Linked DNA regions of Homo sapiens: region 1 is linked to region 2. A link is an interaction called in ENCODE POLR2A ChIA-PET data of the cell type or tissue named here. Cell type or tissue: GM12878. All regions are shown on one strand. Each heading gives the region's core, and the rest is flanking DNA. Links, peaks and the distances in the headings are about the cores only.

Region 1 (7,442 bases), core at 2,577-5,076, 73 kb before region 2:
TCATAAGGGCAAAGCCCTCATAAATGGGATTAATGTCTTTGTAAAAGAGGCCTAGGGGAGCTTATTTGTCTTCTGTGTCATATGAGGACTAGCAAGAAAGTGTCATCTATGAAGTGTAGGCTGCCAACAGATACCTATGAATCTGCTGGCACCTTGATCTTTGACTTCTCAGCTTCTAGAACTGTGAGCAATACATTTCTATTGTTTATAAATTATTTAGTCTAAAATATTTTGTTCGGGAAGCCAAAATGGACTTAGATAGCATCAAAAAGAATAAAATACTTAGAAACCAACTTAACCAAGAAGGAGAAAGACTTGTGCAATGAAAACTATAAAACAGTGCTGAAAAAGTAAAGATACAGGTAATTGGAAGCACATCTCATGTTCATAGACTGGAAAACTTACTATTGTTAAGATGTCAACACTACCCAAATCTATCTATAGATTCAACGCAATTCCTATCAAAATCCCAATGACATTTTTTTGCAGAAATAAAAAACGCCAACCTAAAATTCATACAGACTCTCAAGGGGTCCCAAATAGCCAAAACAGCCTTGAAAAAGACAAACCAAACTGGAGGATTCACACTTCCTGGTTTCAAAACTTACTACAAAGCGACAGTAATCAAACAATGTGGAACTGGCATAAAGACAGGTATACAGACCCATGGAACAGAATAGGGAACCTAGAAGTAAACCCTCACATATATGATCAAATGATTTTTGACTAGGGTGCCAAGTCCATTCAGTGGGGAAAGAATAGTCTTTTCAACAAATGGTGTTGGAAAAACTAGATATCCATATGCAAATGAAAGAAGTTGGAATACAAAATTAGTTCAAAATGAATCAGGAACCTAAATGTCAGTCCTAAAACTATAAAGTCCTTAGGAAAAAAAACATTGAGTAAAAGCTTCATAGCATTGAATTTGGCAATGACATTAAAGGCATAGAAAACAAAAGGAAAAACAGACAAATTTGAACTTCATGGACATTTTTAAAAATCATGCATCAAAAGGCACTATCAACAGAGTAAAAAGGCAACTGACACAATAGTGAAAATATTTGTAAATAATATATTTTATAAGGGATTAGTATCCAGACTGTATAGAGATCTTCTACAGCTCAATGACAAACAACCCAATTCAAAAATGAGCAAAAGACTTGAATAAACATTTCTCCAAAGAAGATATAAAAATAGCTAATAAAAACATGAACAGGGCTGGGCGCGGTGGCTCATGCCTGTAACCCTAGCACTTTGGGAGGCCGAGGCAGGCAGATCACGAGGTCAGGAGATCGAGACCATCCAGACTAACACGATGAAACCCTGTCTCTACTAAAAATACAAAAAGTTAGCCTGGCGTGGTGGTGGGCACCTGTAGTCCCAGCTACTCAGGAGGCTGAGGCAGGAGAATGGCGTGAACCTGGGAGGCGGAGCTTGAGATAAGCAAAGATCGTGCCACTGCACTCCAGCTTGGGCGACAAAGTGAGACTCCATCTCAAAAACCAAAACCAAAACCAAAAACAAACAAACAAAAATCATGAAAAGATGCTCAACATCACTAATCATTAAGGAAATGCAAATCAAAGTTGCAATGAGATACCACCTTACACCCATTAGGATGGCTACTACCAAAAAAACCAGAATATAATAATTGTAATAATTGTTGGTAAAGATGTGGAGTAAATAGAACCCTAGTGCAGGGTTGATGGGAATGAAAAATGCTATTGTTGTGTGTGGAAACAGTATTATAAATTAAAAATATAATTATGTGATAATTCATATGATTCAGCAATTCCGTTTCTGGGTATATACTACAAAGAATTGAAAGAAGGGTCTTGAAGAAATATTTGTACATCCATGTTCATTATTAACAACAGCCAAGAGGTAGAAGCAACTCGGGTATTCGTTGACCAATGAACAGATAAGCAAAATGTAGTATATACATACAATGGAATACTATTTAGCCTTAAAGAGGAAGGAAATTCTGACATATACCACAACGTGGATTAACTTTGAGGATATTATGCTTAGTGAAATAAGCCAGCCACAGAAAGACAAATACTATATGATTCCACTTATATTAAGTAGCTGGAGTAGTCAAAATCATAAAGAAAGAAAGTATAATGGTGATTGTTGAGTTGGAGAGGGGAGAAAGGAGATTATTGTTGAATGAGTATAGTTTCAGTTTTACAGGATGAAAATAGTTGTAGAGACAGATGGTGATGGTTGTACAGCATTATAAATGTATTTAATACCAGTTAATTGTACACTTAAAAATGATTAAGATCATAAATCTTAGGTGTATTTTACCACAGTGAAATAATTAGCAGAAAGTCAACCAAAGAGTTAGTGCCTTAAACAGAGAGGAATAAAAATTATCTCGAAGATTGGGGTGGACAGGATTATTAATTACACACTTAAGCAAATACTGACTAGAATCTTTTGGAAAGGGTACTTTGAGGGAAAAATATTATCAAAGAAAAAAATGGAAGTTAAGGCTGCATAGGCAGTTAGATTTGAATCTACCTATGAGTTTTAGCTATCTATTGCTGCGTAATACTATTGCCACAGATTTGGTGGCTTCATACAACACATGTTTATTATCTACCATTTCTATGGGTCAGGAGTCTGGGTGCATCTTAGCAGAGTTCTCTGTAAGGCTGTAATTAAGGTATTGTCTAGGGCTGAGTTCTTATCTGCATACCAGACTGGGGAAGAACCTGTTGCTAAGCTCAGATGGTTGTTGGCAGCATTTACTTGCTGGTTGTGAGACTAAGGGTCTCAGTTTCTTGCTGGCTCTCAGCTGGAGGCCATCTTTAGTTTCTTGCCACTTGTTGGCCAGAGGCTGCCTGCCATTCCTTGCCAAGGAGGCCTTTCAACATGGCCTCTTACTTCATTAAAGCCAGGAAGGGAGAGAGGCTATTAGCAAGACAGATGGTACAATCTTTTGTGACATAATCACTTTTGTTATATTCTGTTTGTCTGAAGCAAGTCACAGGTTCTCTCATAGTCAAGGAGAGAGAATTTTTCACTAAAAAACATCTGTACCAGGAGGTAGGAATAATTGGGGGCCATTGTAGAGTGTCCGTTACATTTTAACCACCTATTTCCTCTCCTTAGTACATTCACAAAAGAATAATTGAAAAAAAAAACCCTCAATTTTCTCAAATCTCTGTGCTCAATAAATGATATGCTTTACATATGTAAGTTATGTTAGAGATTCAGTATTCGTGGAGGGATCTCAAAATGCTAGATAGGTTACACTGGTCAAGTAAGGATGTAAGCTGTCTCTTTAATAAAGATAAATTATTTGATAAGATAATTTATAGTTTAATTTCATTATCAAGGAACAGTTTTAGGAAGACCTTTATAACAGAGGAGTACTTTTGAAGCTCTACCTAGGAAGAGATCAGATATGTTCCTTTTTCTTTTTTTTCACATACATACTTTTATAATCTTCATTTAGATTTAGTTCTGCAGACAAATAGATGTTTAATGCTCAAAACTAGTCTTTATGTCAATGTTACTCCCATCATTTTGTTGTCTGAAAATTGTTTTTTGGTAGGTTCCTCAGGAAAGGGTTTTGAATTTTCCCGAATTCTCATATCTTCAAAATAATCTGCTTAAAACCTTTATAATTCAGTTTCATTTTAATTAGATACAAAGTCTTTTGTTTATGTTTTCTCTCCTGATATAAATCATTACTGTCAAATAATATTATGACTACTTAATTTTCTTTCTCTAAAATGGGTCTTGGTTCTTTTTTCTGGCTATCCAAAGGGTTTTTCCTTTACATTTCAATAATTTTACAAGAATATTCATCTCAGTGAAGTCCACCCAGATACACAATGTATCATTTCAATATTTAGCTTTGATGTTTATTTTTTAAGGTAAGTTTTTTTTCAGTCATAGTTTTTAACATGTGCTCTCTTACATTGACTGGTTTTCAAAAACAAAAAGGAACTTCTGTTATATAATGTTTGATTTTCCTGTGTATCTTTTAAATCTATTATTGTCTGTCAAGTCCTATCAGATAAGTTTTTCAATTAATAACTTTATTTTTTATTTTTATGGGTTCATAGATGTACATATTTATGGGTACATGAGATATTTTGATACAGGCATACGATGTGTAGTAATCACATCAGGGTGAATGGGGTATCCATCACCTCAGACATTTATCCTTTCTTTGTGTTACACACAAATTCTGTTATACTCTTTTACTTCTTTTAAAATGTCTGATAAATTATTATTGGTTGTAGTCACCCTGTTTTGCTATCAAATACTAGATCTTACTCATTCTATCTAACTATATTTTTTTACCAATTAACCATCCCCATTTCCCCCCTGCTCCCCCTCCCCCACTATTCCCAGGGGCTGGTAACCATCCTTCTGTTCTCTGTCTTCATGAGTTCAATTATTTTAATTTTTAGCTCCCACAAATAAGAGAAAACATGCAAAATTTATCTTTCTGTGCCTAGTTTATTTTACTTAATGATCTTTAGTTCCATCCTTGCAAGTGACAGGATCTCGTTCTTTTTTTATGGCTGAATATTACTCCACTGTGTATAAGCACAACATTGTCTTGACCCATTCATCTGCTGATTGACACTTAGGTTGCTTCTAAATCTTGGCTATTGTGAAAAGTGCTGCAGTAAACATGAGAGTGTAGATGTTTCTTCAGTAGACTGATCTCCTTTCTTTTGGGTATATACCTAGCAATGAGATTGCTGGATCATATCATACCTCTAGTTTTTGTGTTTTAGAAAGCTCTCCATAGTGGTTGTACTAGTTTACATTTCCACCAACATTGTATGAGTGTTCTCTTTTCTCCACATCCTTGCCAGCATTTGTTATTATCTATCTTTTGAATAAAAGCCATTTTAAGTGGGGTGATATGGTGTCTCATTGTAGTTTTGATGCACATTTCTCTGATGATCAATGATGTTGAGCACTTTTTCATATACCTGTTTACCATTTGTATGTCTTCTTTTAAGAATTCTGTATTCAGACATTTAGTTGTTCAAATAGACATTTTTTTAATCGGATGAGTAGATTTTTTCTTATTGAGTTGTTTGAGTCCCTTATATATTCTGGCTATTAATCCCTTGTCAGATGTATAGTTTGCACATATTTTCTCCTATCCTGTGGGTTGTCTCTTCATTTTTGTTAATTGTTTCCTTTACTGTGCAGAAGCTTTTTAACTTGATGAGATTCCATTTGTCCATTTTTGCTTTGGTTGCCTGTGCTTGTGGGATATTACACAAGAAATCTTGGCCCTGTACAATGTCCTAGAGAGTTTTCCAATGTGTTATTTTAATAGTTTCATAATTTGAGGACTTAGATTTAAGTCTTTAATCCATTTGATTTGATTTTTATCTGTGTTAGGAGATAGGGGTCTAGTTTCATTTTCTGCATGTGGATATCCAGTTTTCCTAGCACCATTTATCAAAGAGATAGTCCTTTCTTCAATGTATGTTCTTTGTACCTTTGTTGAAAGTGAGTTCACTGTAGATGTATGAATTTATTTCTGAGTCCTTTTTTATTGTGTTCCATTGATCTGTGTCTGTTTTTATGCCAATACCATGCTCTTTTGGTTACTATAGCTCTGTAGTATAATTTGAAGTCAGGTAATGTGATTCCTTCTGTTTTGTTCTTTTTGTTCAGAATAGCTTTGGCTCTTCTGGGTCTTTTGTGGGTCCACAGAAATTTAAGGATTGCTTTTTCTATTTCTGTGAAGGATGTCATTGGTATTTTGATAGGGATTGCATTGAATATGTAGATTGCTTTGGATAGTATGAACATTTTAACCATATTGATTCTTCCAATCCACAAATATGGAATATCTTTCCAATTTTTTGTGCCCTCTTCAATTTCCTTCATCAGTGTTTTATAGTTTTCAGTGTAGAGATATTTCACTTCTTTGGTTAAAGTTAATTCCTAGGTATTCTATTTTATTTGTAGCTATTGTAAGTAGAATTATTTTCTTGATTTCCTTTTCATATTGTTTGCCATTGGCATATGGAAATGCTACTGATTTTTGTACATTGATTGTGTACCCTGCTACTTTACTGAATTGTTTATCAGCTCTAACAGTTTTTTTTTTATGGCGTCTTTAGTTTTTTCCAAATACAAGATAAATCATCTGCAAACAAGAATAATTTGACTTCTTTCTGACTTGGATGACTTTTATTTCTTTCTCTTGTCTGATTGCTCTAGCTAGGACTTCCAGTACTATGTTGAATAACAATGGTGACAGTGGGAATCCTTGTTTGTTCCAGAGCTTAGAGAAAAGGTTTTCAGTTTTTCTCTGTTCAGTATGATACTAGCTGTGGTCTGTCCTATATGGCTTTTATTGTGTTGCAGTGTATTCCTTCTATACCCGGTTTTTGAGGGTTTTTTTTTTGTTGTTGTTATCATGAAGGGATGCTGAAGTTTACCAGATGCTTTTCAGCATCAGTAGAAATAATCATATGGTTTTTGTCCTTCATTCTGTTGATATGATGCATCATATTGATTGATTTGCATATGTTAAACCATCCTTGCATCCCCGAGATAAATCCCATTTGGTTATGATGAATGATCTTTTTAATGTGTTGTTGAATTTGGTTTTGTTAAAGCAAACTAAATATGTCCTGAGAAGGACTCCATACTTCTATATTTGAGTCCTTGTGGATAAACTGCAACCTAACTTAATAGGTAGACAAGATTGAAAACCTAACTTAGGAGTATGCTCCTGTAACAATCACTGAGTCTTGGCCAGTCCTAGCAGCCATACTTCAACCACTCATACACTGCTGAGTGTTCAAACTGTGTTCAAATAAGGCAAACATGGAGCTGTAACCAATCCAGCTGTTTCTGTACCTCACTACCAGTTTCTGTGCATCACTACTTTTTTTGCCTATACATTTTTTCTGACCATGAGGCATCCCTGGAGTCTCTCTAAATCTGCTGTGATCCTGGGGGCTGCCCAATTCGCGAATCGTTCATTGCTTAATTAAACTCCTTTATATTTAATTTGGCTGAAGTTTTTCTTTTAGCAGTTTGCCAGTATTTTGTTGAGGATTTTTGCATCATTTTTAATTAAGGATATTGGCCTGTAGTTTTCTTTTTTTTAAATGTATCTTAGATAAATTTTTAAAACAGATTAGTGTGAAAAGAAAATCTTCTAGCTTAGTTAGTGTGTGCTTATGCATTTTACCAAAGAATATGACGGAAAGTTTCAGGATTTTTCTGGAGTTATATCTGGTTTGCCTTTAGTAGAACTTTCCATTTATTTCATTCTTAAATGATATATGCATTGGTTGGAGCATCTTGCCTACAATTTTTTAGCTCAAAATATTTCATGAATATCTTCTTTAATGACTGGACTGCTTTAAATAAAAGAAAGTTAAACTTCTCTGGTAATACTAAATATTTCTTTTGGGCTGATTAGTGAAGCT
Region 2 (7,442 bases), core at 3,081-5,580:
CAATCAATTTGTGCATTAACTCAAAAGGATTCTGAAAGATTTAAAGTCCCCTGGGAACATCACACACCAGGGCCTGTCGGGGGATGGAGGGAAGGGGAGGTATAGCATTAGGAGAAATACCTAATGTAGATGACAGGTTGATGAGTGCAGCGAACCACCATGGCACGTGTATACCTATGTGACAAACCTACACGCTGTGCACATGTATCCCATAACTTAAAGTATAATAAAATAATACAAATAAAAATAAAAAGATTTAAAGTCCCCTGGACCTTGGTTTGGTTGAATTTTGTGACATGTACTTTGGGGAAACCTGGATATCCTGGTTTCTAATTTTAACAATTCATGATTAATGAGGGCCGATCACGGTGGCTCACGCCTGTAATCCCAGCACTTTGGGAGGCCAAGACGGGCAGATCACGAGGTCAGGAGACAGAGACCATCCTGGCTAACACAATGAAACCCCGTTTCTACTTAAAATACAGAAAAATTAGCCAGGAGTGGTGGCGGGCCCCCGTAGCCCCAGCTACTCAGGAGGCTGAGGCAGGAGAATGGCGTGAACCTGGGAGGCGGAGCTTGCAGTGAGCCGAGATCACACCACTGCACTCCAGCCTGGGCGACAGAGCAAGACTCTGTCTCAAAAAGAAAAAAAAAAAATGAAAAAAAAAAAAAAACAATTCATGATTAATGTTAAGCCTATCAACCTAGTATCCCCCCCCTTTTTTTTTTTTTTTTTTTTAGGAAAAAAAAAAGAACAGAGGAAATCTCCACTAACTGGCCGGGCACAGTGACTCACACCTGTAATCCCAGCTGTTTGGGAGTCTGAGGCAAGCGGATCACCTGAGGTCAGGAGTTCCACACCAGCCAGGCCAACATGGCAAAACCCCATCTCTACTAAAAATACAAAAATTAGCCGGGCATGGTGGTGGTGCCTGTAATCTCAGCTACTCAGGAGGCTGAGACAGGAGAATAGCCTGAACCCAGGAGGTGGAGGTTGCAGTGAGCCGAGATCATGCCACTGCACTGCAGGTCCAGCCTGAGAGACAAGAGTGAAATTCTGTCTCAAAATAAATAAATAAATAAATAAATAAATCTCCACTAACAGCTTTATAACCCAATTTTTTCTTTTTTCAAAATCAAGGATAGTCAATGCCCCACCCCCTTAAACCTAAGTTTTCCAGGAAAAAAAAATTATAGCAAATGCATCGGATCTTTTGCTCTACGAGCAAAATAGTGAATTTTACTTTCTGCTTTGGTAACATCACATTTCGATAACTCTGCTGCTCCAGTTGTTACCAGGGAAACAGCTACCTGGCTGCCAACAGCCTAAGCTGTGGGCTTTAAACTAATCACCACTGAGAAAGACCCTGTGACTTTCCCTCTTAACTTTGCCCTCTTTCTCACCTTCTTCTCTCCCTAATGTTTTTCTCCTCCAAGGCCCTGTCACCATTTGTAGTAAAGACTCAACCTATGCTTCCGTGGGAATGGAAAATATGGGTCAAAGTAGCATGAAGCAAAGGTCACTATGGAAAGTTTCCCCAATTGCTACACATGCTATCATTGAAAACAAAACTACAGTTTGGTGTGAAAAAGACCTCAGATATCTTATTCCAGCAATTCTTTGCGTGTACCCTACCCCATTTGAAAAAATTACTGTGTCATGTTTGGCGACTATTTCAGAGATATTCACCTGTTCCAATATGATATGTTAGTCCTTTTTATTTCCCTTTCCTACTATTTGTATTTTCAGATTTTTATGCCTATTTGAATATAATTAAGTGGGGAGTTATGGAACCTATATTACTACTTCCCAAGCTGATATTTACCACAGTTTTATGTAGCCTATACAAACATATTTCGTCCCAGTGGTAATGTATGTAAGTAGGAGACAATGTCAATATATTTCCCAAGGTGGTTTATAAAATATCTAGACCATATCAAGGCCACAAAATAAAGCTGATGTCATGTGTATAAACGTGTTTTTCTTCCCTGACAATTGATAGCTTTCTAGAAATCACTTATATATTGAGAATGTTCTTCATTCATAGGCTTGTTAAAAGATAATTTGGCAGGCTTGAACACCAGGACTAAAGGTGTTTAATCACTGTAATTTTGAAATTTTTGATACTCAAGATCAGATTCCAGTCCCAGGAATTTGCAAAAGTTAGAGACTCATCATTTTGCTTTTTCCTGAAACAGGGTGAGTTAGGTGCTTCCAAAAGCATTCACTATTTAACATTCTAGCATGAAACTTCAGTGTTAAACTTCAGGATTTTATGCCACGAGGAAAACAGCTGCTATTCATAAAGAGAAAGACCAGTGAGAGCATATAAGTCATCCATAAATTATCCAGATTCACTGCCAACTTTGTTGTAATAAACAAGACCAAATTTGCTGATGGAAGGGGGCCCACCGAGAGCGGCTAGATGTGCTTTCTTGGATGCCATTAGTTCCTCCTCAAAGTGACAGATGTCAGGTGCCAGCTTTGTAATCAGAGAGTCACTTTTATCAAGCCTCCCAAACCTGCCAGAGCAATTCATCAATATCTGATAACCTGTTGCTCAAAGAAAACCCCGCTGCCTAGTAGCCAAAGTCTGCCCAGTTTATAGCAGAGAATAAGAAAGAGATTCTAGAAGAGTTTGGATAAATGTGTTGCCACATTCATGAGAAGCTTATGCACAGGGGTTGACGTAAATACTGCCAAGAAAAGAAATCAGAAATACTCATATATTTACTTGAGAGCAATGTCTTCATTCAATTCTGCAAGAATGTCAAGTACTAACTCATAAGGAATAATAACATTTTCTACCTCAATTTCTATAATTCTATTGACAATAGACATTTATATTATTGTTTTTTTTAGTATGATATAAAGGATGTTGTGATCATTACTGGAAACATTTCAAATTCCCACTGGTGGGGTGGATTAATGTATGTCAGGAAAGCACAAAAAAATTGTTTAATGTGAAGTACTAGGAGACTAAAAAAATCTTTGTTTAATTCTTGGTAACACCTCTGCGGCCCACATATATTTTAGGCTACCTGTCTGAACTGAGAGAATGACTCCAAAATTCTGTCTCCAACAAAATATAAGCACTGAAAGTCCCATACATGACTTACATTAGATCAAACAGATGAATCGAACTCATAAACCATGAAAATAATGAGAAAAAATATACTCTTCTGTATATGTTATAAAATCAGATTTTTATAGCTTCAGTATTTTAATTTTTAAAAGCAAAGTGCAGAACAAAACCCAATCGAAAGGCATTTTTTAAGTACTTTTTTTATACTATGGGCTTACTTTAATAAACTTATTAGATTTGTGCTAATTTATTTAACAAGGGAAAGGGATTCATGGAATCATACCATAACAAAGTCAAAGATAAGTGGCTTCATTGAGATAGCAATTAACTTGGTTTTCTTGCCAGGACTGAGAATAATTACAGAACGAAAAGGGGAGAATATTGATTTTACTTACCTTTTTGGTTTAATTTGAATGAGAAAGAAGTAGGACTTGGGCAGCTTTAGACTTTATCAGAATATGAAAAGATAGTATTAAAAAGTGACTTTGAGTTTCTGGTAACTTAAGAGATTATCTATCATCATCTGCAAATGTCCTTAGAAGTCTGTGTTACTAAAGTAAGATTCTAAGGGTAAAGGTAGCTATGATCTGGAAGAGGATTGGTTGGAAGTCAAAATACTTCCGTTCTACTGCCAGATCTACCATTAACTAGCTCCAAGGTCTTCAGCAAGTCACTTCTCACTTTCTGAGCTGAACCTTACATCTTTAAAAAGGAGGAGTTTAGATGAGAACTGTGGGCAGTGGAGCGAGGCTGAGCAGGAGGCACTAGGGACATCCCACTCCTTCCACGCTCACCTCCATCAATTCATTTCATAAACACACTGTATTTCTTTGAATTTAGAACACATTGAGGATGTGCCACTATTTTACATGCCACCAAGAAAGAAAGATTACTGCCAAATAAATCGTGACACCCTATCAAATGTATCCCAATTTCCAAGGCTTTAAAAAGGGGGGAAAATCAATGTCTTAGAATTGATAAAATATGAATAATTGAGCTCCTCTGTTCTGGCAGAGAGAGAGAGAGCTACATTCTGGAAATAAATGTTGAATGAAGTCTAGATGATCAGACTCAAAGGGTTTAAGAGACTGAGCCCGAGTGTATATGGCTGGTAGAATTGGAATACAAAACCTGATATTCTGATTACAAGTTCAGTGATCTTCCACCATGTGACTTTGACCCCAAGACAAAGGTGGTTAAATTTCAAAGGTAGACGCAGGCCAAATGGAGACACAGAGCTACCAAACAGAAACTGGTTCATAGCTAAAAACAAGTCTTTTGCATTTTCAGTTGAGAAATGACTTTTCGTTATGCTTTGATAATTTTTGGTGACATACATAGATGCATTCAGAGAGCATCATCTTCAAACATGAAATAATACAATGTGTGTGTATTATATACACACAGTTTTATTATATGCATATACATTTGTATATATACTGTATGCATACATGCTTCTATTTACTGTTTCTATCACAAGTAATATTTTAAAGGTAGGTATTAATTTTGAAGTAGAAATGGACTCTGTTTCTGTCACAGTTTCTATCTCAAAGATTTTCTTTACTCTGTGATGATTTGCTTCTGAATACTGGGAACCTGAAAGATAACTAGAAGGGAGGGGCTTGCAATCATAATTACGGTTGAAGGCATGGATTCAAGTTTCTAAATTGGAATTAGAAAACCATTGCATACAGTCCTGAAAACAACAGGACTCAAACTAGTTGATGAGAAGTTTACCAAATTATAACTGAAATATAAAAATGCAGCTGTGTGGATCAACCAAAATTCAAACAGAAGAGGTAAAAAATATAAGTTCAAATACGGGGACAACCCTGAAAGCCTGATGCTGAACTAACAGAAATATGTAGCAGCAACTTGTATCTTATAGGGAGAAATGATCAATTGTCTAAAAGCATTGGCAAGGTAAGTCTGAAAAGGACAAGTGGATGGACGGGTTCCTCTAACCTCATTATTTCAGAATTCAGCCAGGCCTTGCAATAATTATTGTGCCCCAGTTTTGAAATGTTTCACCTTTGTTTCCACTCCATGAGTGAGTATAAGAAGGGACTCATTATGGGATAAGTAGATAAAATAATTTCTACTCAAATACAATCTAAAAATCACATAATGCTTTATCATAAATTCTAAAAAGAAGTAAGATATTTTGGATTTGGGGTTAATGATGAAGAACGTGCCCAGAAAGAGGTCATGCATCACACTCCTGGTTCTGTCTTCCATTGTGATATGGTTACTAACCCAATCAGTAGCATAACATGAAATTCTTAGTTTCTATAAGTCAGGAGTCAGTGGGAAATGGAGAAGGTAATTGAAGGAGACAAGGTATACTGGAAAGAGAATTTTCTTTGTGAGAGCCGAAATATGCCATATGTCTATGTCTATGTTTATAGCTCTATCTATATCTACATTTGGGTTATTTTAGTTACCATGCCAACAATCTCTCTGCCTGAACAGTTGTTATTGTTGTTATTTAAACTTCCTCTGTTAGATCCTAAGTCCTATAGGTAATTTCTTGGGCAAAAAATTACTCCAGGAATTATCATTGTACTCATATTTTATTCAGATGTTGTTTTTCAAAAGCACTTATTAAGTGACTTTTATGTCACTTTTTGAGAAAATAAAATATTGCCTTATCAGCTGCTTTTGTGATTTGTAAAAGGTTTTTCTTTCTGTTTAATTCACAAGGGATAAGTTAGGCTTTCTGAAGTTTATAAAGGCATGATGAAAATCATAGTAATTGTTCTATGAACAGGACTTATTCATAACAAGAAGTGATTTTCAACATACCTCATGAAGCCGGAGGTCTTTCTCATAGACAAGCTTTTTTACAAAGGCAGCTATAAATACAACCCAGGCAACCATAAGCACAATTGGAAGAGAATAAGAGACACTGGTTAGGAAGCTGTAAAACAAACAAAAAAAGAAAAATTCAGCGACCAAAATGAACACCATACTTGCAGAGATTATAATATATAAAGAACTCACTCTCTCTTACATTGAACTTATGATCGTGTTTTGAAATTGAAAATAATCGGTATTACCCCATTATTTACGAAGCATGAAGCTGATTTAACCATAGGTCTGTGATTTTTTTAGTGTAATGTTTCAAGAGTAAGAAAAAAAAAAGCTCTGGATTATTACATAAAATTGCCATATTGTTTAAATTGTGTTTGAGTATGTGTCTGGGAAAATAATTACTATATAGATATAATTGCAAGGCTCAAAACCTTTATGTCTAAACTAAATTCTTATCTAAAAGGCAGATTTAAAATGAGACGATGATTGGTTTACCTAACTAAAAGCTATATCTTCCAAAATTACTGTATTTATAGCTACTCTTAGGAAGATCATAGTTATTATGAAACTAAATTTCTAAAAATGAAATAAAATCTAAAGCATTCATTTGTTTTTGTTTGTTTGTTTGTTTTTTAGTAGAGATGGGGTTTCACCATGCTGGCCAGGCTGGTCTCGAATTCCTGGCCTCAAGTGATCCACCTGCCTCGGCCTCCCAAAGTGCTGGGATTACAGGCATGAGTCACTGTGCCTGGCCCAAAGCATTTGATTTAAAATGCAGACAAAGAACTTGGATTCCTCAAAGTAATGCTCTGGAAGATGCTTTATACATGGTATAGAAATGTCTATTTTGATGATGTGCTCAACTAGAGAATCACTGGAAGACATCCTCAAGCCCAGATGTATTCCTCAATGTCCTGCTCATGAAACCTGAAAGTTAAATTGGAGTGGTTCTCAAAGCACCCAAAGAGATTACTAAAACACAAGTTTCTGGGCCCCAGCCTCTGATTTATTATATCTGGGTGGGACCATCTATTTGCTTTTTAAACAACTTCCCAGGTGATACTGATGCTGCTGGTCCAGAGACCACACCTTAGGAGCCATGGTTCTGACAATTGATGCCCTTATTTGAGCTGAGGCAAAAGCAGTAGATGTCGATGAGAGATTCTAAGTTGCTCTGTTTATGTGTTGGGCTCCACTCAAGCTTTCACTTGGAGAAAGGTCCCAAGGCCATTTCCTTTTTTAATCTACAAGACTAAAAAATTACCTCCAAGTACCCCAAGAAAAATGTAAATATTAATGAAGCATGAGATCACTATCATTCAGTATCACTTTAGCATGCAGAAGTGTGTCATTATCAGAGAGATGAGGTGTTTTTTTGGTGAGGGAGCAGTGGGAGTTGAGGCCATATTCCATTTTTTTTGTTGTTGTTTCCTGGGAAACTGTATGGCATGGGGTAGGCATTTACAGACTACTTCTTGAATGAATTTTGTTTTGGTTCAGGTACAGCCTTGAAGTGATTTCTGGATCTAGAACTAGGCAAAG

What was found. ChIA-PET counts read pairs that join two places held together with the same protein. Peaks named below come from ENCODE experiments on the same cell type or tissue, not always from the same donor. Only the 100,000 strongest peaks of a DNase experiment are listed, where the experiment ranks them.
Region 1: POLR2A ChIA-PET joins it to region 2 with 7 read pairs; 2 of 35 experiments call an interaction of 5 or more read pairs at or near these places.

Annotation. Positions count from the first base shown.
Region 1 is chr2:214,918,874-214,926,315 of GRCh38, forward strand. All of the region lies in intron 2 of SNHG31 (small nucleolar RNA host gene 31), which reads left to right. Among named protein-coding and RNA genes, the nearest start is that of SNORA70I, 76 kb to the left of the region's middle. In GM12878, for the core only: no CTCF peak of the experiment used is centred there; no DNase peak of the experiment used is centred there.
Region 2 is chr2:214,991,804-214,999,245 of GRCh38, forward strand. It overlaps ABCA12 (ATP binding cassette subfamily A member 12), which reads right to left. Exons shown (of 53, transcript NM_173076.3): 23 at 5,892-6,006. Among named protein-coding and RNA genes, the nearest start is that of ABCA12, 140 kb to the right of the region's middle. In GM12878, for the core only: no CTCF peak of the experiment used is centred there; DNase peaks (open chromatin) are centred at 3,779 and 4,308; H3K4me3 peaks cover 552 bases; H3K27ac peaks cover 2,367 bases.